2 separate regions of the Homo sapiens genome follow, and region 2 is linked to region 1. The links are chromatin loops, found by intact Hi-C in ENCODE. Cell type or tissue: ascending aorta. All regions are shown on one strand. Each heading gives the region's core, and the rest is flanking DNA. Links, peaks and the distances in the headings are about the cores only.

Region 1 (11,805 bases), core at 1,951-9,950:
CACTCCGTGCAATGAAATTCTACCATCAAATCCAAGTATCTGCCTCGAGGGGCTTGCAGGCCTACAATCTATTAACCTCTCCTAACACATTAGCATTAATTAGTTTGTTCAAGGACAGGTCCATTTGCAGTGTGGAGAAAGGCGCCTGAAAGGTCTGTAATTGCGGAGATGAATAGAAACGTGGGCAGCGTGCGGACCTAAGCTCAGGCCACGATCCTTCTCTTGCCTGGGTTTCGGCCCGTCTCTTTGAGACCTCAGCCAAGCTCTCTAGCTGTGGAGTTTTATCCTCCAGTTTTGGATGGAGAGCACTCATTTTCTTTCTGGGCCCAAATGAAGTGTAAATACTTTAAACTGCCCCCCAAAGCCCGGTAGGTCAGGTGCTGTCAGTAACTAATCATGAAGCTGATCTCCCCCAGTCCCAGCACTCAGCATGAGGGCAGCCCTTCCCATTTCCTCCCCTGTCCCCTGCAGGAATTAATCCCTCAGGCCATCACATTCCCAGTGCATTTTCTTTTTATACTTCTGTGTGTCACTTGGGGCTGTCTGCCTTGAATTAGAGTTATTTGTGTACCTGTGCCTGGTAGCCTCCCCACGACTTGACGATTTGAGCGTCTGAGTGACAGGGCCATCTTTTTCATTTTTCTATTCCTCGGAGCACCCTGCTCAATATTTTACATTTAGGTACTCAATGTGTGGTTTGAATTGAATTGAATGCAACAACTGGGATTTAGATTTGCTGGATGAACCACTACCCTGTGTACCCTCAAAAATACACGAACTTGGGTAAGTTTCACAACTAGGCTGGAGTGGTTGTCAACAGTGAGCCCATGAAAAGGGCTACACACAGCCTGAAATTTTCTAGATAGTCTTGGATCAAAGTAGCCTATCTTGTTCTCTGAGTATATGTACACTTTTTTTTTTTTTGAGACCGAGTCTCGCTCTGTGGCACGATCTTGGCTCACTGCAACCTCCGCCTCCTGGATTCAAGTGATTCTCCTGCCTCAGCCTCCTGAGTAGCTAGGACTACAGGCGCCCGCCACCATGCCTGGCTAATGTTTGTATTTTTAGTAGAGACAGGGTTTCACCATGTTAACCAGGATGGTCTCCATCTCTTGACCTTGTGATCCACCCACCTCAGCCTCCCAAAGTGTTGGGATTACAGGCATGAGCCACTGCACCCAACAAATTTTACACCAGAGGTTTCTAATTTGGGACTTGGAAAGTTAATGGCTATATCTGTGGCACATCAGTATAACAATAATGACAATAATAATGGTAGCCAATAAACATTTGTCAAGTGCCAAGCGCAGAGTTAAGTAAGCGCTCTTTCCTGTAGCCTGACAATTACATGAGGCACTAGGTAGAGAAGTTAGGTGGTATCTTTATTTGTGGCTTTACCATTCATATGTTTTTCCTAATGACTTTTTGGACTCTGACCTGAGGCTCTTCATTGCAGGCTCAGCCCAGGTCTGACTTGGTTGAAGCAGGAGACAAGTTTGCTGGAAAGCTGAAGGAGAACTCTCCCACATCTGATCTGCTTTTGGGTTTATGGGTTGATCAGAGTTTTACTCACAGCAACTGTCAGCTGTTAATAAAGACAACAATTTGATCCCATCCTAACCACCAGCTTAACTTCTTCCAAGGAGGCCTGTGGTTTTTCCAAATGAGGGTTTTCTTTCTTTTCTAGCAACTCAAAATACCCTGTTTATTTATTTTGTTTTATTTATTTGTATTTTATTTTTACCTTGCATTCAAGCTAACAAGTTATGGATCCTATTTACTTAGAGTTATTTAGTACATGCTTTATATAAGTGTGAAATATTCTTGACCGGGCGTGGTGGCTCACGCCTGTAATCCCAGCACTTTGGGAGGCTGAGGTGGGCAGATCACCTGAGATCAGGAGTTTGAGACCAGCCTGGTCAACATGGTGACACCCCATCTCTACTAAAAATACAAAAAAATTAGCTGGGCGTAGTGGTGTGCACCTGTCATCCCAGCTACTCAGGAGGCTGAGGCAGGAGAATCACTTGAACTCTGGAGGCGGAGGTTGCAGTGAGCCAAGATCACACCACTGTAAGCCACCCTGGGCAACAAGAGTGAAAACTCCGTCTCAAAAGAAAAAAAACGTTTGGAATATTCTTTATGGTTTCTTGTAACATGCCCTATTCTATTGTATGTTGTCATAAAATCAAGGCAGAGAACATCTGAAACTTGCTGTCTCATTTTCTCCTATCATGCTTCCTGGGACCTTTTTCCTTCATATCCCATCAAGCCCAGCTCCTGTGCTAATACTCCATCTAGAATTTCCCATAACCTACTGCAAAATCTGTTTCTTAATAGGTGAGGCCAGGCGTGGTGGCTCATGCCTGTAATCCCAACACTTTGGGAGACCAATGTGGGAGGATCACTTGAGCCCAGGAGTTCAAGACCAGCCTGGGCAACATAGAGAGAATCTGTCTCTTTTCCATCGAGGCCATCAGTTACTGTCTTCTAAAGAGAAGGCAAGCCCATTCTCCAGCCCAGGACAGAAAATTGCAGTGATGGATTCACTCATTCCACAAATATTGATTGAATGTTTTCTCTGCAGGGCACGATTGCAGGTGTCAGGGATGCAAGAGTGATTAAGAGAGAGGGGGCCCTGCCCTCATGGAGCCTCACTCCAGAGGGGTAAGTCACCTCCAAGAGGCCAAGCCCTGGGGCCTGATGGGGCTGGGAGAGTGGGGGTAGTAGGGTATTACTCTGATGGGGCTGGGAGAGTGGGGACAGTGGGGCATTACCCGCATGGCTACAATGACCAAGGGCCCTTCTCTCCTGGCCACTAAGGACTAATTAATTTAGCAGCACATGCTTCAGAAACAAGAGTTGAACCTTTGTTGGGAGATACGGGTGGGATCTTGTTTCTTAGGGACCTTGTAAGTCGGCACCGAGGAGTTCTCCCCCTCCAGCCCTGTTTCTGATCCTGCACCAAGAGAAGGCTTTGTGTAGAGGCCACTTCGCTGCTGTCAGCATGACTAAAAACACAGCACAGCTACTCTGGAGTGATCACTCTGTGAACTTTGATCAAAACATTGCACTATTCCAGCATGAGCGCCAGCACCTTCCCCTTCCCTGTTTCCCCATAGCCAGTCTCAGAGGACACTCCGGAGACTCTGGCAGGTAATGCCCAAAAGGCCAGCCTGTCCAAAGTGCCAGAGGGCCGAGGGACAGTTGTGGGGAACCTTCCAAAGAACAGCATGCCAATACTGCTTATGTGCCTCATGAGAGAGGTGTAGGGCCTCTCCTGCTTTGACAGGGCCTAACGTGGGTCTGTGACTGAACAGAGAGCAAAAGCGTGCCCTGAAATTGGCAGAGCCTCTGCTATCCTGAGTCAGCGCTGGCCAGGAGGTCAGGAAGGGGGAGACTGAGAGAAAGGATACAGCTAGCATATTCTTAGTGAAATCTTGGCTGGATTTTGACAGACATTCAATGGCTTCTCTTCCCTCTAGACGTGTAGCCCACACCAAAGGAAAAGGAAGATGGTGAGCTGAAACAGAAGTCAGAAATGCAGGCAAGATATGTCTGCTGGCTAAGGATGGTATTTTATAAAAGCAGCATTGTCTCAGAGAAGGTCCTTGACATACATGTCTGGTGAGCAATGCAGATATCAGAACTTAGGCCCCCAAAAGTGGCCCTATGGCCATCCCTAACCTTGACCTATGCATTGGAAAGAGGGGCACAGTTCATGATGGAGGAAGGGACAGCACAGTCTCTGACCCCAAAACTTAGGATGAGGGTATACTGTATTTTTTTTTTTTTTTGAGACGGAGTCTCACTTTGTCACCCAGGCTGGAGTGCAGTGGTGCAATCTCAGCTCACTGCAACCTCCGCCTCCCGGGTTCAAGTGATTCTCCTGCCTCAGCCTCCCAAGTAGCTGGGACTACGGTGTGCACCACCACACCCGGCTATTTTTTTTTTTATTTTTTTATTTTTAGTAGAGATGGTGTTTCACTATGTTGGCCAGGCTGGTCTCGAACTCCTGACCTCAGGTGATCAGTCTGCCTCGGCTTCCCAAAGTGCTGGGATTATAGGCGTGAGCCACCACGCCCGGCCATATACCATATTTTGAACTAAATTTCTCCCAGCCTATCTCAACAACACTTGCCATAGTTCCTTGTTTTCCTGAGAGAGATAGTAACGGCCATCTTCCCTCTGTAGAAGGAGAGCCTAAGGCAGAAACAAGGTACCATGTCCAGCATTAGTGAGTCTTTAGAAAATCAAAGAATAAAATTTATGTCTTTTTCAAGCTCACCTCTTACAAAGACCTGAACCACCAACAGGGTCAGAATGGCACAGCCTCAGCCAGACGTGGTGGCTCATGCCTATAATCCCAGCACTTTGGGAGTCTCAGGTGGGATTGCTTGAGCCCAGGAGTTTCAGACCAGCCTAGGCAAGATGGTGAGATCCATCTCTACAAATTATTTTTTATTTTTTTGCCAAGTATGATGGCATACACCTGTAGCCCCAGCTACTCGGGGAGAGGCTGAGGTGGGTGGATTCCTTGAGCCCAGGAGTTCGAGGTGACAGTGAGCTTTGATTTCACCGCTGCACTCCAGCCTGAGCTACAAAGGGAGACCCATCTCTAGAAAAAACAAATGGCACAGCCTCTATGGAAAGCGGTACGGTGGGTCCTCGAAAAAATTAAACAGAATTACCATATATCCACCAATCCTACTTTTGGATATTTATCCAAAGTAACTGAAAGCATGACTTCTATTGAAAGGAATTGAAAGGAAATAATTGAAAGGAACTCATGCAGATAATTGTATACCCAGGTTCACAGCAGCATCCTTCACAATGGCCAAAAGATAGAAGCAACCCGAGTGTCCATGGATGGATGAATAGATAAAATGTGGTATACATACAATGGAATATTATCCAGCCTTAAAAAAGGAAGGATATTCTGACATATGCTTCAACATGGATGAATCTTTAAGACATTATGTTAAGTGAAATAAGTCAGTCACATAAGGACAAATACTATGTGACTCTAGTTATATGAGTGTCTAGAGACAACAGCAGAATGGTGGTTACCAGCGGGTAGGGGAATGGAAAATGGAGAGTTAATGTTTAATTGGTCCTAGGCTTAGTACCTGCATGACGAAATAATCTGTACAACAAACCCCTGTGACATGAGTTTGCCGGTGTAACAAACCTGCACATGTACCCCTGAACCTAAAATAAAAGTTAAAAAAAAAAAAAAAAGAAAGAAAGAAAAGTGCCCTTTGCGGTTCCACACAGAGGCGCCAGCCTTGGGCTGAGAGAACTCACTGGTTTGATGGTTATTGGATCGCTCATTAGAGATAACCAAAGCTATTGTTCCTCCCTGATCTTGCCTCTGTAGTTGAGTCATCACCCTTAGAGGCAGAAGAAAGCAAATTATAGCAGGGCTTCTTCAGCATTGGGGTGGGGAAAGTATTAAAACATGCATGGTAAAGATGTCACCTTCTTGGTCGTGGAAAAGCCCTCCTGGGGTAAATCTGCATATATTTGCATATATATATGCACGCATACATCCTAACCTGAAGGGAACATCCAGCTCTTCTCACCTACAAAAAGATGAATCCTTCTGATGTCTCTTTTACAGGGTATGTGGACAATAAAAATTTAACTATTAATGTTGTAGAAATCTAAGGGAAAAAAATCGCAAAATGAACGTGCCATTTAAATTTTAAATTTAAAAACGTCATTTTTAGTGTAAATTCTTTATAGGTAGATAAGAGCATATCTTGAAGACTTTTTAGGAAGGGAGAAGGGGAAATAGTAAAAGGTAACGTCAATCCTAAATCTTTATTTGAAAAGGAGACTGGATCTGTTTTTTTCTCTAACATCAATCCTAAATCTTTATTTGAAAAGGAGACTGGATCTGTTTTTTTCTCTAACATCAATCCTAAATCTTTATTTGAAAAGGAGACTGGATCTGTTTTTTTCTCTAACATCAATCCTAAATCTTTATTTGAAAAGGAGACTGGATGTTTTTTTCTCTAACGTCAATCCTAAATCTTTATTTGAAAAGGAGACTGGATTTGTTTTTTTTTCTCTAATTGTGTGCTGGGCAGTAGTTCTACCTTACTGTACCAAGGGGACTAACAGGGTTTGGAGAAACTAGGCTTCATCTTTTTCCAGGATCATCAGACACTTTCCAGGGGGAAAATGGACTTTCACTTTGGAAAATATAAAATCGTGTTTGTTTTACCTTACGAAACAACTGGAGCCTCTGGAAGACGAGGCTGTACGGTGCGTTGTGTAACCCGCCTGGGGAATCACGTTGCACAGACAAGTCCCACAGGCTTTTACTGCAATAATAAGCTTGATCTTCTTATTCAAATACAAGTAACAACCACAGCCGGCTCCAAGTCACGTGTCCAGGTCACATGGCACACAGACGCAGAAGCCGACTGGCAATCATTAGCCAATGCTTACTACCAGGAAGAAAATCCTGGCATTAAAGACACGAACTCAGTTTTTATAAAACAACCAGGACTGCAAGAGAAGGCATTTGATGTGGGGGTAGGGTGTCATTCTTGTTAAGTGCTTTCCAAGGAAAGGAAAAGAGCCAACACACACTCCCTCCTTTCGCTCTTCTCCCAGAACTTTCCAAACTTGCCCAGCGTAGCCGCCTTTTCCAAACCTGGAGGAGTGCTGGGCTGCAGCATCCGCAGCTCAGGTCTGGGAGCGAGAGGGAGGGGCGGGCTGACTTGGCTCTGGGTCCTAGCCCTTGGGAAATGGAGGGCTGAATTCAGAGCTGAATTTAGTAGAAAGCCAAGTTTTCTCTTCCTTATGAAATTAATGCTTCTGGGTCGATGGAGTTTGGGGAGGGGCGAGGGGTGAGAAGAAGCACTGTGAGCTATGGGGTCCGTCTGGACTTTTTGTTAACATGAAAAACAACATCCAGAATGTGGCTTCTTTAAGTTTTTCTGTGGTAAGAACAGAAACTGCAAGGACTCTGCCTACCTGAATGTTTCCTTGTTCAGCCGTTTGAATTTAGAAAGAAGTTCTTTCACTTTCTCTAACTTGTATAGTGTTACTTTGTGCTTCCAAAAACTGCAGTGATCGAACTGAGTTTGTTTAATTTAGTGTGGAAGTGACAATAGTGGGTGTGAATGAAGAGTTTAGAATCTGCTGGAGGGAAGGGGTAAAGTACAGATAAAAGGCTTTAACGGAAAATTGACAGCCTTTTTTTTTTTTTTTTAACAATCTAGGCGTGTTTTATTTCACAATGCACAGAAAGTGCTTTACCCAAACACTGCAGAACAGACGCAGCCTTAAAAGAAAATCTATTGGTATAGTCAGGATTCTCAATCCTATTTCATTTCGCTCTTTTCAGAAAGAACAACCATACAAAGAATTTCACTGTGTCACTGAAATATAATTATTTCACAAAATTTAGTTAGGAAGTTTGGTTTTCTCCCTCTTCATCTTTTTCTCCATCCTACCCTCTTCAAAAAGCTAAAATACGCCTGTAATCTCAGCACTTTAGGAGGCTGAGATCAGGAGTTCGAGACCAGCCTGGCCAACATGGTGAAGCCCCATCTCTACTAAAAATACAAAAAAAATTATCTGGGCATGGTGGTGTGTGCCTGTAATCCTAGCTACTCGGGAGGCTGAGGCAAGATAATTGCTCAAACCCGGGTGGCAGAGGTTGCAGTGAGCTGAGATTGCGCCACTGCACTCTAGCCTGGGTGACAGAGTGGGACCCCGTCTCAAAAAAAAAAAAAAAAAGCTAAAATAAGAGCATGTGAGCCAAAGGGGTGAATCTAGGTTTCGTAGGTCCTGAAGCTTATGTAATTTGGAAGGAAGAGAATATAAATTCAAACATACAAAATTAGGTATTAAAGTATCACTAAATTTAGAAAAACATATAATTAACTGACTAACATATCTCTAAAATCCTTTCTATCCCACATTTTGGGGCAGATATTCATTGATGGCCTCTTATGTTCCTGAAAGGTGAGAACTTTCATCTTGACCAGTGATCCGTTTAAGTGTACCTACAATTGTACAAGTTTGATGATTGGAAAGCTTTGCCCCAGACTCTTGTAGGACCCTATTTCACATCTTGTTTCCCCCCCTTGCTCTGGGGACATGCACATATCATGATATGATGCTTGAGTCTGAGCCTTTACGACTCCATGCCAGCTAAGTCGGAACGTAGGAATATCCCCAGAAACCTTTTCTAAGCAGTAGCTTGGCTATACGAAAGTGACTGCATCAACCAGGAGCAGTGGCTCGTACCTGTAATCCCAGCACTTTGAGAGACTGAGTTGGGCAGATTGATTGAACCCAGGAGTTTGAGACCAGCCTGGGCAACATGGCCAAACCCAGTCTCTACAAAAAAAATCCAAAAATTAATTGGGTGTGGTGGTATGTGCCTATAGTCCCAGCTACTTGGGAGACTGAGACAGGAGGATTGCTTGCCCCCAGGAGGTCTAGGCTGCAGTGAGCCCTGATCACACCACTGCACTTCAGTCCGGTGATAGAGCGATACCCTGTCTCAAAAGAAAGAAAGAAATTGACTGTATCAGTATATCATAATCAACCCAAAACTAAAGGTAGCTCTAACTTGGGTTCTTTTGCTAGGTCCCCAAAATGCCCATGGCCATTCCAAAGCCACCCAAAAGGAGAGGAAATGTGGCCAAATGGAAGTCAAGGTGGAAAGAGGCAGTGATCTGAAGCAACTAAACATCTTACCATTGCAGAGTTTATAACAGTGAGTGACCATATGCATAGGCTGCTGGGGCCCTGGCTTGAGCCTCCCTGCGGGACGGGTGAAGTGAGAAGCCTGAAGTTTCATTTTCATTAACTTCATGGTAAATCTTCTTCTAGGGACCCCAGGTTCATAATAAGTATTTCAAAAAGTGATTTTCTGGGCTCTAGAAAAGTTGAATATGCTTGTTTAAGGTGAGCTTGCTCTCTGGACATATCGTATGGAATAGGTTGTCAGTGTAAATTCTACTTAATAAAAAGCCTCTATTGGGATCGCAGGACTCAGCCCCAGGAACAGTTCCTCTGTCAGCCAGGCACCCGGGAAAACCATGTGCAAGGAAAGGGAGGAGGGGAGCAGGAGGGACGACTTGGCTCTTGTTCCAGACTAATTTTGTGCACAGCCCCCTATCCAAGCGCTGGATTACACGTATCACACCCTTTGCTTCTCAGGACAGCCCTGCATAGTGACTCTTATTATTTCTCCTGCTCTACAGATGGGAAATGAAGTCTCAGAGAAATTGTTTTCTGCCTACACATGGTGGAAGTATTTCAAAGCTGGAGTTCAAAACCAGGTGTGTCTGCCTCCCCCCAACTCCACTGGTGCCTTCATGGCACAACTCTGACCTTGAACCTTGGGTGAATCAAATGCAGCCCATGCCTTGTGTTCCTTTCCATACTGGAGCTGACTTTATTTGCAGCAGTATGTGGTTATAGCTCCCAGCTCTTTAGCTCTGTTCTTGCAGACCATGATCTCATTGCCTGCTAAAATAATAAGCGAGTGAAGCCAACAGGATTCCCTGACCAGTTTTAAAGTTCCACTCCTCCCCATTGGATGGTAATGATCTTTCCTGACTTTCTCTGCCGATGCCCCCTTGCCCTTACTAATGCCATACTTCACTCTGGGCATGCCCTTCACTCTGGGCATGCCACCCCATTGACTGCCTCTAGACTAGGTCCTATGCCTTTGCCTCACGCGCAGCAGAAAGACTCACCTTGCTGAATCACTCCCTTAGTTTGTCAGGACAGTATTTTGATTTTGGAAAGGCTTATCAGCATGCTGTTTGTCTGGGGGAAAGGAGGCTGTCAGTTCAGGCAATCTGTAGATGTGTTAATTAGCTGGCTGGAAGAAGCCCAAGTGCAAGCATCAGCATCTCCCCTTGCAGAAGAGCTAACCCATCTGATACCATTTCTTGACTGGTGTCCGCCATGCTAGCCATGCTTCATTCCGGGCCGGGCTGTGGACGAGGGCTAACGAGCATTACTGATTTTTTTAGCTCAGAGTTTTTCAACCTCAACACTATTGACATTTTGGGCCAGACTGATGGGTGGGTGGGAGAGCTACCTGTGCATTATAGGATGTTTTGCAACATCCCTGGCTGCTACCAGGTAGCTCCCCTCCCCACTCCCACCTAAGTTGTGATGATCAAAAATAGCCGAATGTCCCCTGCGGGCCAAAATCACTCCTGATTGAGAGCCACTGCTTGAGATCTATCAACAGACTTTGCCATCATCAGCATCCAGTTCTTTAGATTCTTAAAGCAGAGTTGGGAGGTAGCGTGGTTTTTGATATGCTGATAGGAAGGTGACGCAGAGTGGGAGAGTTGTAAACTGGACACAGAGCTAATTCTCTTGGACGACAGTATTGTGAGGAAAAAAGGTAACAATACCTTTGAGTGTAGATGCATACTCATTTCCCCACGGTCAGAGTGAATCTGAGACAGGTGGTGCCTGAAAACTTCAACGTAGTGGTTGAGAGTTCTGTAGTCAGAGACTGGGTTGGAATCCCTACTCCCTAATTAGCCGTGTGACTTTGCACAAGTTACTTTAACTATGCCTCAGTTTCCCTATTTGTAATATGTAATACTAATATCTATATAGTAGAGGTGTTTTAAGAATTACAGCCAGGTGCAGTGGCTCACACCTGTAATCCCAGAACTTTGGGAGGCTGAGGTGGGAGGATTGCCTGAGGTCAGGAGTTTGAGACCAGCCTGGCCAACATGGCGAAAACCTATCTCTACTAAAAACACAAAAAAATTAGCCAGCCATGGTGGCACATGCACACACTCTCAGCTACTTGGGAGGCTGAGGCAGGGGAATTGCTTGATCCCGGAAGGCAGAGGTTGCAGTGAGCTGAGATTGCACCGCTATACTCAAGCCTAGGCAATAGAGCAAGACTCCATCTCAAAAAAAAAAAAAAAAAGAAAGAAAGAAAGAAAGAAAGAAAGAAAAGAATTAAATGACAATGCATGCATTGGTTACACAATGTAAAATAGGTTACACTGGTTAAGCACTTGATACATAGTAAGTGCTTAACCAGTGTATCCTACTTTGCAGATTTCTGAACTAATCTTTGATTTATTATTTTTCTTATTTTTATTTTACTTTGAGGAACAGTCTTCCTCTGTCACCCAGGCTGGAGTGCAGTGGCGTGATCATGGCTCATTGCAACCTCTGCTTCCCGGGTTCAAGTGATCTTCCCTCCTCAGACTCCTGAGTAGCTGGGACTACAGGTGCACATCACCATGCCCGGTTGAATTTTTGCATTTTTAGGAGAGCTGGGGTTTCACCATGTTGCCCAGTCTGGTCTTGAACTCCTGGGTTCAAACGATCCATCTGCCTTAGCCTCCCAAAGTGCTGGGATTACAGGCGTGAGCCACAGCACTTGGCTGTTTTTTTTTTTTTAATGATACAGATAAATATATTTCTGCCCAAATTCTTCAGATAACTTTGCCAGCCTCCAGGTTTGTTGATCTGGAGACAGTGCACTGCAGATCAACTTTAGAATCTCCTTGCTTTTTTTTTTTTTTGAGACAGGGTCTTGCTCTGTTGCCCAGGCTGGAGTGCAGTGGCATGATCCTGGCTCACTGCCACCTCTGCCTCCCAGGTTCAAGCAATTCTCAGCCTCCCAAGTAGCTGGGATTACAGGTGTGCACCACCACACCCAGCTAATTTTTGTATTTTTAGTAGAGATGGGGTTTTGCCATGTTGGCCAGGCTGGTATGGAACTCCTGGCCTCAAGTGATCCTCCTGCCTCGGCCTCCCAAAGTGCTGGGATTACAGGCA
Region 2 (11,805 bases), core at 1,947-9,946, 49 kb before region 1:
AAACTTGGGAGTTTTTAAAAAAATTGTTAAGGTCCTAAAGGTTTTTAAATAACTGTACTTAAGAATCAACTGACCCAGGCCAGTCTCTACTAAAAAATCAAAATAATATTGATTTTGGCAGGGCGCGGTGGCTCACGCCTGTAATCCCAGCACTTTGGGAGGCCGAGGCAGGCAGATCACTTGAGGCCAGGTGTCTGAGACCAGCCTGGCCAATGTGATGAAACCCTGTCTCTACTAAAAATACTAAAATTTAGCAGTGCATGGTGGTGCATGCGTGTGATCCCAGCTGCTTGGGAGGCTGAGGCAGGAGAATTGCTTGAACCCAGGAGGCAGAGGTTGCAGAGAGCTGATATCATGCCACTGTACGCTAGCCTGGGCAAAAGAGCAAGACTCCGTCTGAAAAAAAAAACAAAAAACAAAAAACAGAGATGCCATTTTTTTCTTTATTGTTTTTTGCTACATCTTCATTTTCAGGCCAAATCTAATTTGTTCTTACCTCTAGGTCTTAGTAGGCTATTAATAACAATTCTTAAAATCTCACTAAGAAATCATCAAAATATTTCCATTTTATTTTATTATGAATATCTTTTTTTCTATGTTATTTATTCATTTTTTTTTTTATGAGACAGAGTCTTGCTCTGTCACCCAGGCTGGAGTGCAGTGGCACAATCATGGCTCACTACAGTCTAAACTTCCTGGGTTCAAGCAGTCCTCCTACCTCAGCCTCTCAAGTAGGTTAGGACTACAGGCATGCACCACCATGCCTAATTTTTTTAAAATTATTTTTTGTAGAGACAGAGTCTTGCTATGTTGTCCAGGCTGGTCTTGAATTCCTGGCCTCAAGCAATCCTCCCTCCTTGGCCTCCCAAGGCGTAATTCCACCCTCACACCATTTTTTTTCCAGAGATGGGCTGTCCCGCTGCTAAATGAGCTATGTTGTGATTTCACAGCAACAGACTTACAAGGAATAGCTTCTACTGTCAGATATCCAAAGGAATTCCTAAAATTTATTCTCCACCCAAGGGCCCTGGAACCTGGGTCTCCATAGTTTTTGTTTGTTTGTTTGTTTTTGAGATGGAGTTTCACTCTTGTTGCCCAGGCTGGAGTGCAATGGTGCGATCTTGGCTCACTGCAACCTCCGCCTCCCAGGTTCAAGCATTTCTCCTGCCTCAGCCTCCTGAGTAGCTAGGATTACAGGCACCCGCCACCACGCCCGGCTACTTTTTTTTTTTTGTATTCTTAGTAGAGACGGGATTTTACCATGTTGGTCAGGCTGGTCTTGAACTCCTGACATTAGGCAATCCACCCACCTCGGACTCCCAAAGTGCTGGGATTACAGGCGTGAGCCACCGCTCCCGGCCTCCATAGTTTCTTTTCTCTTTAATTCCAGGAAAGACAGCAGTTAGGTGAGTAATGGAAATTATCAGATGAAAATAATAATCTTGTCATCTAATCTAGATTCCTTTCTGTGACCCAATTTTAGCTATTATAAGAACCAGAATAAAACCCATCTGCCATCACTTCAGAAAGTGCCAGGGAAAAAGTCTAAGGAAGGCTTTTATTATTTATTTATTTATTTATTTATTCTTCTTTTTTGAGACAAAGTCTCACTCTATCGCCCAGGCTGGAGTGCAATGACTCAATCATGGCTCACTATAGCCTCAACCCTCTGAGTTCAAGTGATCCTCCCTCCTCGGCCTCTTGAGTAGTGGGACTACAGGTGCACACCACCACGCCCAGCTAATTGCTGATTTTTTGTAGAGACAGGCTCTCTCCATGTTGCCCGGGCTGGTCTCAAACTCCTGGGATCAAGTGATCCTCCCATCTCAGCCTCCCAAAGGCCTGGGATTACAGGCATGAGCCACTGCACCCGGCCCTGAGGAAGATTTTTAAACAATAAACTAGCAAGAGGCCCAGTGAGGTGGCTCACACCTGTAATCAATCTCAGCATTTTGGAAGGCCAAGTTGGGAGGCTTGCTCCAGCCCAGGAGTTCAAGGTTGCAGTGAGCTATGATCATGCCACTGCACTCCAGCTTGGGTGATATAGCAAGACCATGACTCTGAAAGAAAGAAAAAAAAAAGATAATAAATTAGCAAGATATATAGTCATGATAAAGCTGTTTAAAATTATGTTTGCAAGCTAAGTTTACATAGGAAAGAAACATTTGCTGCCTGGTAGAAGAAGTCTCTTCATTTTTAAAAAAGAGATTTTAAAAGAAATTTTATTCATCAAAATGTAGCTGCTACAAGAACTATGATATTGTACCATTCGGTATATGGTCCTCTTACTAGCTTAAAACTTGATGGCATGACTTCGAAAGTGTAAAAATGGTAAAACAAAAACAGGGCAAATGCTCAGCTGTCTTTTCTTTCAGAGAAACTCCAAGGCATGAAGGAAACCCTCAGGTAACAAGTTTGTCCCCTTCATCTGTAAATTCTGCGATGAGGTGACCGACCCATTTCTCCTTTGCTTTCAGGTAGGCTCTGCTGATCCCCTCTCCTCTGTCATTGCCCATGGCTCAGCCTGACTCAATCCTTTCTCAGTGGCCACAGCCAATGCAACTGGGTGCCTGGGCCACCCAGAAGAGTGCAATAGGAAGCTGGTCAGCTCCGGCCACCTTTAGGGTCTGTGCACATCACCCAGGCCTGTCCAATGAGGCCAATAGCTATGGCAGCCGTTTTTTGTTTTTTTTTTTTTCTTTCCTGGATTTTTTCTCTTTTAGTCTCCAAAGATCTGTAGGCAACGGTGTTGGATTCCAGTTCCCTATCTCTAGGCATGTTGCATTCAAACCAAAGGCCTTGTGCAGAAGATTTCTATTTTCCACTTTCTATTAAGACAGCAAGGAGGGGCCGGGTGCAGTGGCTCACACCTGTAATCCCAGCACTTTGGGAAGCTGAGGCAGGCAGATCACCTGAGGTCAGGAGTTCGAGACCAGCCTGACTAACATGGTGAAACCCCATCTCTACTGAAAATACAAAAAATTAGCCGGGCGTGGTGGCGTATGCCTGTAATCCCAGCTACTCAGGAGGCTGGGGCAGGAGAATCACTTGAACCTGGGAGGCAGAGGTTGCAGTGAGCTGAGATCGTGCCATCACACTCCAGCCTGGGTGACAAGAGCAAAACTCCATCTCCCACAACACCTCCAGCATAAAAACAAAACAAAACAAACAAAAAACAAAAACAAAAAAACAAGGTAGTGGGAAGGAAGTCAAAACACAACTCAAATTGCATAATTGTGCCTTTGTTCAAGTGATGTGGTAACATTTATTTTTCTAGTAAGATTGTCAGTTCCAGAAGGGCCAGAACTCCTGTCTTTTGACTGTTCTATCACCTGTGTAGGTGCTCATAAATAAGTGCTTCTTGAGTGAACTCGTCTTCTACTCTGTGACAAATCACAAATTCTAACATGTTGGCTCTAATAGCAAACAAGATACAAGTCATCTCCAAAAACCTAGGTTGGCATATAGCCTGCTACCCAGTTGCCTAGAGGGATTTGGTATAATGCTAGCAAGAAATGGTGATATTTCATTACAATTACAGAAGAAAACATTATGAACTCAGATCTTGGAAAGAACGGACACTAATATGCCCAATGAATATAATTTTCACAGTATGTCCAGGTGTGGATGTCTGTATTAGAAACAATTGTCACTTTTGCTGAGTGTGGTGGTGTGTGTCTATAGTCCCAGCTACTTGGGAGGCTGAGGCAGAAGGATTGCTTAAGCCCAGGAGTTCCAGGATGTAGTGCACAATGACTGTGCCTGTGAATAGCCACTGTACTCCATCCTCGGCAACACAGTGAGACCCCATCTCTAAAAAAAGAAAAGAAATGAAATGACTGTCACTTTTGACAAGCTTTTAAACTTTCAACTAATTTTCTTCTTAAAATATTTAGGTTTAGAGAACACTTGCTTTCAGAGTGAAGTCCTTCAGTTCCATTAACACATAAATTTCATTAATGTCATGAAATCGTCCTTATAAAGGTCTGAATTCTTTCTAAATACAACAGACTACATTGGATCTGTCTGAAAGTCAAATGTGTTGAATTGAACTGAGTCTCAAACTTATCTTAACCACGTTACAGGTGAAAATCTTCTAAATGATTATGCTTGTTACACTATTGTAACTTTCTAGTTACCCTATAATTTTACTTTCTTTTTTTTTTTTCCTTTTTTTCTTTTTGAGACAGAGTTTCACTCTTGTGGCCCAGGCTGAGTGCAATGGTGCAGTCTCGGCTCACTGCAACCTCCGCCTCCTGGGTTCAAGCGATTCTCCTGCCTCAGCCTCCCGAGTAGCTGGGATTACAGGTGCCCGCCACCATGCCTGGCTAATTTTTGTATTTTTAGTAGAGACGGGGCTTCACCATGTTGGCCAGGCTGGTCTCGAACTCCTGACCTCAGGTGATCCGCCCGCCTCGGCCTCCCAAAGTGCTGGGATTACAGGCATGAGCCACTGCGCCCAGCCCCTAATTTTACTTTCTTTAAATGACATGAAATTACATTAAATAGTGACAAGTGGCAGACATCATCAAAAGAAACAGTGAAGACCATTAATATTTTGTCAGACTCTATGCAGTGGGTTGGAAAATACATAAACCCAGGGAGGATGAATTTCTTTACCCTCAAATAGATCCAATTCCTTCCCGTAGGTCGAAGACAACATCTCCAAAGGTAAAAATGAGAAACCCAACAACTACTTGATTGATGAGTAGGCAGCCTGCTAGTAGGGGACTCCTTCACTCATTTACAAATGAGCTGGGCATTGTACTCGGCCCTGCAGATGCAGAGGTAAACAAAACAGACCCATTGCCTCCCTCACAAAGTTTCTAGGAGCTTAGATTTTCACGGAGAAGACAAAACAATGAACAAGCACACACATACCTAAGACAGATCATTTCAGGTGCTGCGCAGGCCCACAAAGATAACACAACAGGGTAATGTGACAGGGGTGAGTTCGAGAGTCTGGAAAGGCCTTTCCAAGGAGAGAATAAGAGTAAGTTCGTTCCCTTTCAAACTGTATTCGTCATTCTGCCTGCTGACTCTATTTCGGTTGGCTTGGTCGAGGACTGGTGGCTGATTAATGTTCAATGACCCACGGGGACAGCCCAGGCCGACAGTTCCTCAAGACCCTGCAGGTCAACGTTTCGCAACTTCCCAAGCCTCTCCCTGCTCCAGAACGAGCCTGACTCCGCTCCCAGTTTTTCCGGTAATCTCCTCACCGCTCCGCTGCTGCATTTTACGCACGCCCTCCAGGGAGCGGTCCTCGGCGTCCAGCTCTCAGGATGTGGAGAGCTGCAAATAGCACCGACAGCTGCAGCTGGAGGTAGCCGCCCGGGAAGCCAGCCAGCTGCTGCCACCACAGGGGCCAGGGCCGGCCGCGGGCCTCCGCACGCCCTTGTGAGCAGCTCAGCGGAACCCTCGACGAGGCGGGCCGACTCGCCAGTGCAAATTACGGCTTTTATTTCCTTCTGGGTGCACACGTGGGGAGGGAGGGAGCTTGGGGAAGGAGAGTGTGCGCCCTTCAACGTTTGCCACTTCTCTTCAAAACTGCCTGGGAAGTAGGTCGGCACCAATAGTCACCTCATTTGCACAAACAGGGACACTGAGGTGAAGGAAGTGACTGCACCGCCTGAACAGAGCCGAGTGACAGGGAAGCAGGAATCCATCCAGTCTCTGTGCTCCTGGAGCCTGGCCTTTTCCTTCCGGTTTTCTTAGTGCTTTTACAGTATCTCCTGACCATTTCCCCCCTGCTACGTGCAGAAGACTCACCTTCTCTGGCCACACTCCTCAACGAGAAAATATGAGGATTACTTACAGAGCCCCACTGGAAATTTGTCTTTAAAGAAGGAAGCCTAGGCCGGGTGTCGTGGCTCACGCCTGTAATCCCAGCACTTTGGGAGGCCGAGGTGGGCAGATCTCCTGAGGTCAGGAATTCGAGACCAGCCTGGCCAACAAGGTGAAACTCTGTCTCTACTAAAAATACAAAAATTAGCTGGGTGTGGTGATGCACACCTGTAATCCCAGTTACTCGGGAGGCTGAGACAGGAGAATCACTTGAACTGGTGGGGCGGAGGTTGCAGTGAGCCGAGATATCGCCCCACTGCACTCAAGCCTGGGGGACAGAGGGAGACTGTCTCAAAAAAAAAAAAAAAAAAGGGCCGGGCGCGGTGGCTCACGCCTGTAATCCCAGCACTTTGGGAGGCCGAGGCGGGCAGATCACTTGAGCTCAGGAGTTCAAGACCAGCCTGGCCAATATGGTGAAACCCCCTCTCTACTAAAAATAAAAAATTAGCTGGGCGTGGAGGCAGGCGCCTGTAATCCCAGCTACTTGGGAGGCTAAGACAGAGTGGGACTCTGTCAAAAAAAAAAAAAAAAAGATTCAGACATGAGACCGTGAAACTGACTACAGTCACTATTGCACTGTTTATAGATGTTGCCAGACAGAAAGCCCCAAAGCAGCAGCAGCATAGTACCTTCCTAACACTTGGATTGGGAAATCTAGATTTTAGTAAAATAACTGGTGATACTTACAGAAGAAATGTTGGAGTTAGAGTATGCCATCAAAAAAAAAAAAGGAATCCTAGCCTGAAAGGTATTTAAAAATGCATTCCCTTGCCCTGCCACACACAGCGGGGAACAGGGATGGGGCCCCAGTCCGTGTGCAAACCCAGGCACACCTTCCCCAAAGGGAAGTGGAAAGGTGACAGGAGGGAAGCTGAAGCAAGGATGTCTTGTTCTTCCTGACGGTGTCCCGCATTTGCTGAGTGGGTGCACTCTTGCATGGGTGTAAGTTCTGCAGGACACAGGCGGCTCTCCAGGCAGCACTGACGGGGCTGATGCTTGGCACTTTGGGGCCTATTCTTCCACGAGGACATGGATTCGCTTCCTTGGGGTTCAGCCTGGTGTGGAAAGGAGTACCGGACCCGCTCAACGCCGCAGAAACTGGGACCCTGAGCACACACCCTAGGTCCAGTCTCCTATGGGAAATGGCCTGACAGGGTATGGGACAGAGCGGCCACTGCTTCCTCTGAGCGAGACAAACTTCTCTCCTGAGGCTATAGGGCTGAATGAAGAAAGTAGACTGCTGAGGTAGGCCCCATTCCCCTGATGATCAGGCAGGGTCCCGGGGGAGCTTCTCAGGGCAGTTTTAGCTCCTCTCTCAGCTTTTAATGCAAAAAAGAGAGACAAAACCTGATTGAGAAATGAGCGTAGAGCAGCAGAGCTGTACACAGGAAACTGGTGCAAATGACCGTGACATTGTAGTGTATTTTCATCTTTCTTCTTTTCATTTTTGTTCTGCAACAAAAAATTGTAATGTTTATAGTTTAAATGTTAAGAATTTAGCTGGTGGGCCAGATGCAATGGTTCACACCTATCATCCCAGAACCTTGGGAGGCTGAGGTGGGAGGATTGCTTGAGGCTAGGAGTTTGAGACCAGCCTGGGCAACAAAGTCAGATCTCCATCTCTACAAAAATTTTTTTGAAAAATAGCTGGGCATGATGGTGCACGCCTGTAGTCCCAGCTACTCAGGAGGCTGAGGTTGGAGGATCGTTTGAGCTCAGAAGTTCGAGGTTGCAGTGAGCTATGATCAGGCCACTGCACTCCAGCCTGGGCAACAGAGCAAGACTGTCAAAACAACAACAACAAAATAATTCAGCTGGTATTCAGTAACACATGATACTTAAGTGGTCTGCCTAAAAAAATAAAATAAAATAAAAATACAACCTTTTTAAACAAACAACCCATACAGGTTGACAGGTCAACACTGAAGACTATGAAATCACAAGATTTGCAGTGAATGAGAAGCACAATTATATTCTTCTTCTTTTTCAGTTAAATTTGAAACACGCTTCAGCAAATATGTATGTGTCTTCCAGGTGGATGTTGCATTTCAGGTTTCCTTTCTGTTGCCTACAGTGCTTTAAGTCTGCTAGAAATTCCCTTGAGAGAGAAGGAGATGTTAATGCAGAATATTAAGTCCTCTGCCTATCACATCCATAAAGCCACGCCTACCTCTCTCCCAGGGGCATGAGAAATTGCTTTCGCGTGCTATTTGGAGAGGCCTTGGCGTCCAGAAACAAAGAAAACCAAGAAACAAAGAAAAGTGATACAAACCAATGCCCTCAAGACATAAGATAAGGAAGTACAAAGACCTAAAGAAGCACTGAGTTTTAAGTCACTGGTTTTAAAAAATAATTCAAGTTAAAGCTTTGGAGTCACTGCATTTGTGACGACTCTCACTTGACCACTTGCTAGTATGGGTATCCTTGGGCAAGTACCCAGCCTCCTGTGCCTCAATTTCTCCATTTGTCAAATGGGCACAACAATCCTACTGACTTTATAAGGTTTCACTGGTATGTGTGAGAATTTAATAAAATAATCCATGGAAAATGCCTGCCATTATGCTTGGCATTTGGTGACAGCTTAATAAATCGTTAGCTATTGCTTTCTTTTCTTTTTCTTTTTTTTTTTTTTTTTTTTTTTGAGATGGGATCTCGCCATGTTGCCCAGGCTGGTCTTGAATTCCTGATCTCAAGGAATTTCTTGAATTCTGAACATTGGAATCATCCAGGGGATTGATGCCTGGGTTCACCCAATGGATTCTGATTGACTTGGTCTGGGTGTGGCTTGGGCTTTGGAAGTTTTAAAAGCATTCCTGGGGATTCTTAATGCTCAGCCAAGTTTGGAAACTAATGCTTTTTGGTGTCACCCTAACCAAAAAGGCAAAGCAGATGTTTATAGTTTAGATCAAATTAAGGCAGTATGTATTTTGAGCTAATAATTTGACTCACTTTACTGCATTAACCACTCAAATTAGCCAAACAACTATTTTTTTCACTGAATTTATAAGTTTTGGCTGATTTGACTAATAAATTAAGCAAAAAGTTTGATTCCTTAAAATCATATGGCCACAAGCTCAAGTAAATTAAATTCATTGGGAACCAGCTATGATTGTAGGTATTTTGAACCATTATGATACATTAGGTATGCATTATTTATTTTATTTTTATTTTTATTTTCATTTTTGAGATGGAGTCTCTCTCTATTGCCCAGGCTGGAGTGCAATGGCGCGATCTCAGCTTACTGCAACCTCTGCCTCCCAGGTTCAAGTGATTCTCACTGCCTTAGCTTCCTGAGTAGCTGGGATTACAGACACGCACCACCACGCCTGGCTAATTTTTGTATTTTTAGTAGAGATGGGGTTTCACCATGTTGGCCAGGCTGGTCTCCTGACCTCGTGATCCGCCCACCTCAGCCTCCCAAAGTGCTGGGATTACAGGTGTGAGCCACCACGCCTGGCCTTAGGTAATGGATATTCCATTAACATGCTGATAGTTTTAGATTTATTTGATCAGTTCATCCAGTACAAACTTGATTCTTCAAACTAATATAGCTACAGTCTAAAGGAAATTGAATTTGTTGGGGACCACCTAGGCTTTTCAGTGTAATTTAGAATATAAATTACTATAGGAATACGCATTATTTTATTCCTGCACATTTGCCAACAAAGTGGATGTTAAATCAAAATGCTATTGTTGGAATGAAACTGATGCTGCCTTGTCCTTTGATCTCATTCTGGGGACTTTTGAAGGTGTGTAGGCTGCTATTGGATTTGTACAGCACTATTGGTTTATTACTAACCACCTCTTTTAAAAATTAATGAGCCTGTTGGTTAACTTAGTGCTTCAGGTCACACTGATCCATCAGATGAATCACAAGTGAGGTAGCACTCTCAGGCTCTATCAACTTCCTGCCAACATTTTCCGTTAGAGGCATGAAATGCTAGATTAGAAAAAGGCCCTGGCCCTTGTTGCCCAGAGTTCTGCATCTGGCCACGGACCTGGGGCATCAGGTGCCACTTTAACTAGTTGAGCAGAGCAAACCTTTCTGCGATGTATCCATAGTTGGACAAAACAGAAGCAACCACTTGTCTCCAGACTCTAAAATATAAAACAGTAATCGGGCAATTATATGTGTATGGTTTATTTTCTCCACTGCAGAATAAGTTATTTGTTTATTAGGTATGTATTTATAAGGGGCAAAAAAATGACATCACTAGAACATGGGGAGCATACAAAAGTTATTTTAATTTCCTCTTTTTTTTTTTTTGAGACAGTCTTTCTCTGTCATCCAGACTGCAGTGCAGTGGTGTGATCTCGGCTCACTGCAAGCTCCGCCTCCCAGTTCAAGAGATCCTTGTGTCTCAGCCTCCAGCTGGGACTACAGGTGTGCGCCACCATGCCTGGCTAATTTTTTTGTATTTTTAGTAGAGATGGGGTTTCACCATGTTGGTTAGGCTGGTCTCGAACTCCTTACCTCAAGTGATTTGCCCACCTCGGCCTCCCAAAGTGCTGGGATTACAGGCGTGAGCCACCATGCCTGGCCTAATTTTCTCCTTTTATGAAAAAAGGAGTTTTGGCTAAAGATTGAGTTTTTTAAAACTTTAGCTAATGGTGGTCAAAAAGGTAGAAAGGGAACTAGTATTTAGTCAATGTCTATTATGTGCAAGTAAGCTCTTTCAGTGCATAATTTTCTTCCTTCCTTCCTTCCTTCCTTCCTTCCTTCCTTTCTTTCTTTCTTTCTTTCTTTCTTTCTTTCTTTCTTTCTTTCTTTCTTTCTTTTTCTTTCTTTCTTCCTTTCTTCCTTTCTTTGTAGAGACAAGGTCTTGCCATATTGCTCAGGCTGGTCTTGAACTCCTGGCCTCAAGTGATCTGATCCTCCCACCTTGGCCTCCCAAAGTGTTGGGATTAGAGACATGAGCGACTGTGCCTGGCCCATAATCTCCTTTAATCCTTACAACTCCTCAAATAGATTCAGTCCCAATTCATAGACAGGATAACTGAGGTTCAGGGAGGTAAAGTAATTTGCCCAAGGTTGCATGGTGTGAAGTCACAAAAGTGGGATTTGAGCTCAAGTTAGTCTGCCCTGGGCCCTATGATCTATCCATTATATCTCAGGGTGACCAACCATCCTGGTTTGCCTAGGACTGAGGGATTTCCCGGAAGGTGAGACTTTGTTTTTAAACCATGACAGTCCTGGAAAGCCAGGAGGACTTGATCCCTCTACTTGGTAACCAGAGGTCACTGCTTCCTTAGCAAGCTAGGGAGATTCCAGGCCCTAGGTCAGTGTCTGATGGGAAGGACACACAGGAGGTCTGGATCTCTCACTTATTTCAGGATTAATGTACCCAACCATGCTACATTCCCACTGGAGAAAGCAAGTTAATGGCACTTCCAGACAAATTACGCACTATATCCTTAGATCATGTAGGTCAAGGGTCAGCAAACCTTTCCTGTAAGGTTCATTTTCAGTCTGCAACTTAGGTCTTCAGTGTTGTGAGTTGTAGGGTCTCTATCACAACTGCTCAGCTCCACCATAGTAGTTGGAAGCAGCCATCGGCAATCCAAAAAGAGCGAGCCTGGCTGTACTCTAAGCAACTTACAGTTACCCAAACTGGAGGCGGGCTGGATTTGGCCCACAGATAGTTTGCCAAACCCTGATGTATGTTATTAATAAAGAATCCTTTGCATAGATAATGTATTTTTGAAGAAGAATTATTTCTGGAAGTTACTTTAATTGGGGTACGGCCAGTGGGCAGTTAGGAGCTCTCTTTTGAACTAACCTATTCATCAATTAGCCATTCCTACTATTTTCTTTTCTTTTTTTTTTGAGACAGGGTCTCACTTTATCACCCAAGCTGGAGTGCAGTGGCACCATTACCACCCACTGCAGGCTTGACCTCCCAGGCTCAAGCGATTCTCCTGTCTCAGCCTCCCAAGTAGCTGGGACTACAGGTGCCAGCC

What was found. Hi-C counts contacts between places; a loop is a spot of excess contacts. Peaks named below come from ENCODE experiments on the same cell type or tissue, not always from the same donor. Only the 100,000 strongest peaks of a DNase experiment are listed, where the experiment ranks them.
Region 2: a loop joins it to region 1, with 2.6 times the contacts of the local background. A loop is called at or near these places in 27 of 110 quality-filtered maps.

Annotation. Positions count from the first base shown.
Region 1 is chr13:30,390,210-30,402,014 of GRCh38, reverse strand. No RefSeq gene overlaps it. Among named protein-coding and RNA genes, the nearest start is that of LINC00426, 22 kb to the right of the region's middle. In ascending aorta, for the core only: no CTCF peak of the experiment used is centred there; DNase peaks (open chromatin) are centred at 6,374 and 6,676; H3K4me3 peaks cover 2,045 bases; H3K27ac peaks cover 1,309 bases.
Region 2 is chr13:30,439,373-30,451,177 of GRCh38, reverse strand. LOC107984577 (a long non-coding RNA gene) reads right to left here and starts at 5,433. Exons shown (of 2, transcript XR_001749803.2): 1 at 4,882-5,433; 2 at 2,205-3,813. RefSeq lists enhancers at 5,072-5,251, 4,661-5,546 and a silencer at 6,013-6,204. In ascending aorta, for the core only: a CTCF peak has its summit at 5,237 (motif pointing right); a DNase peak (open chromatin) is centred at 5,287; H3K4me3 peaks cover 1,415 bases; H3K27ac peaks cover 1,624 bases.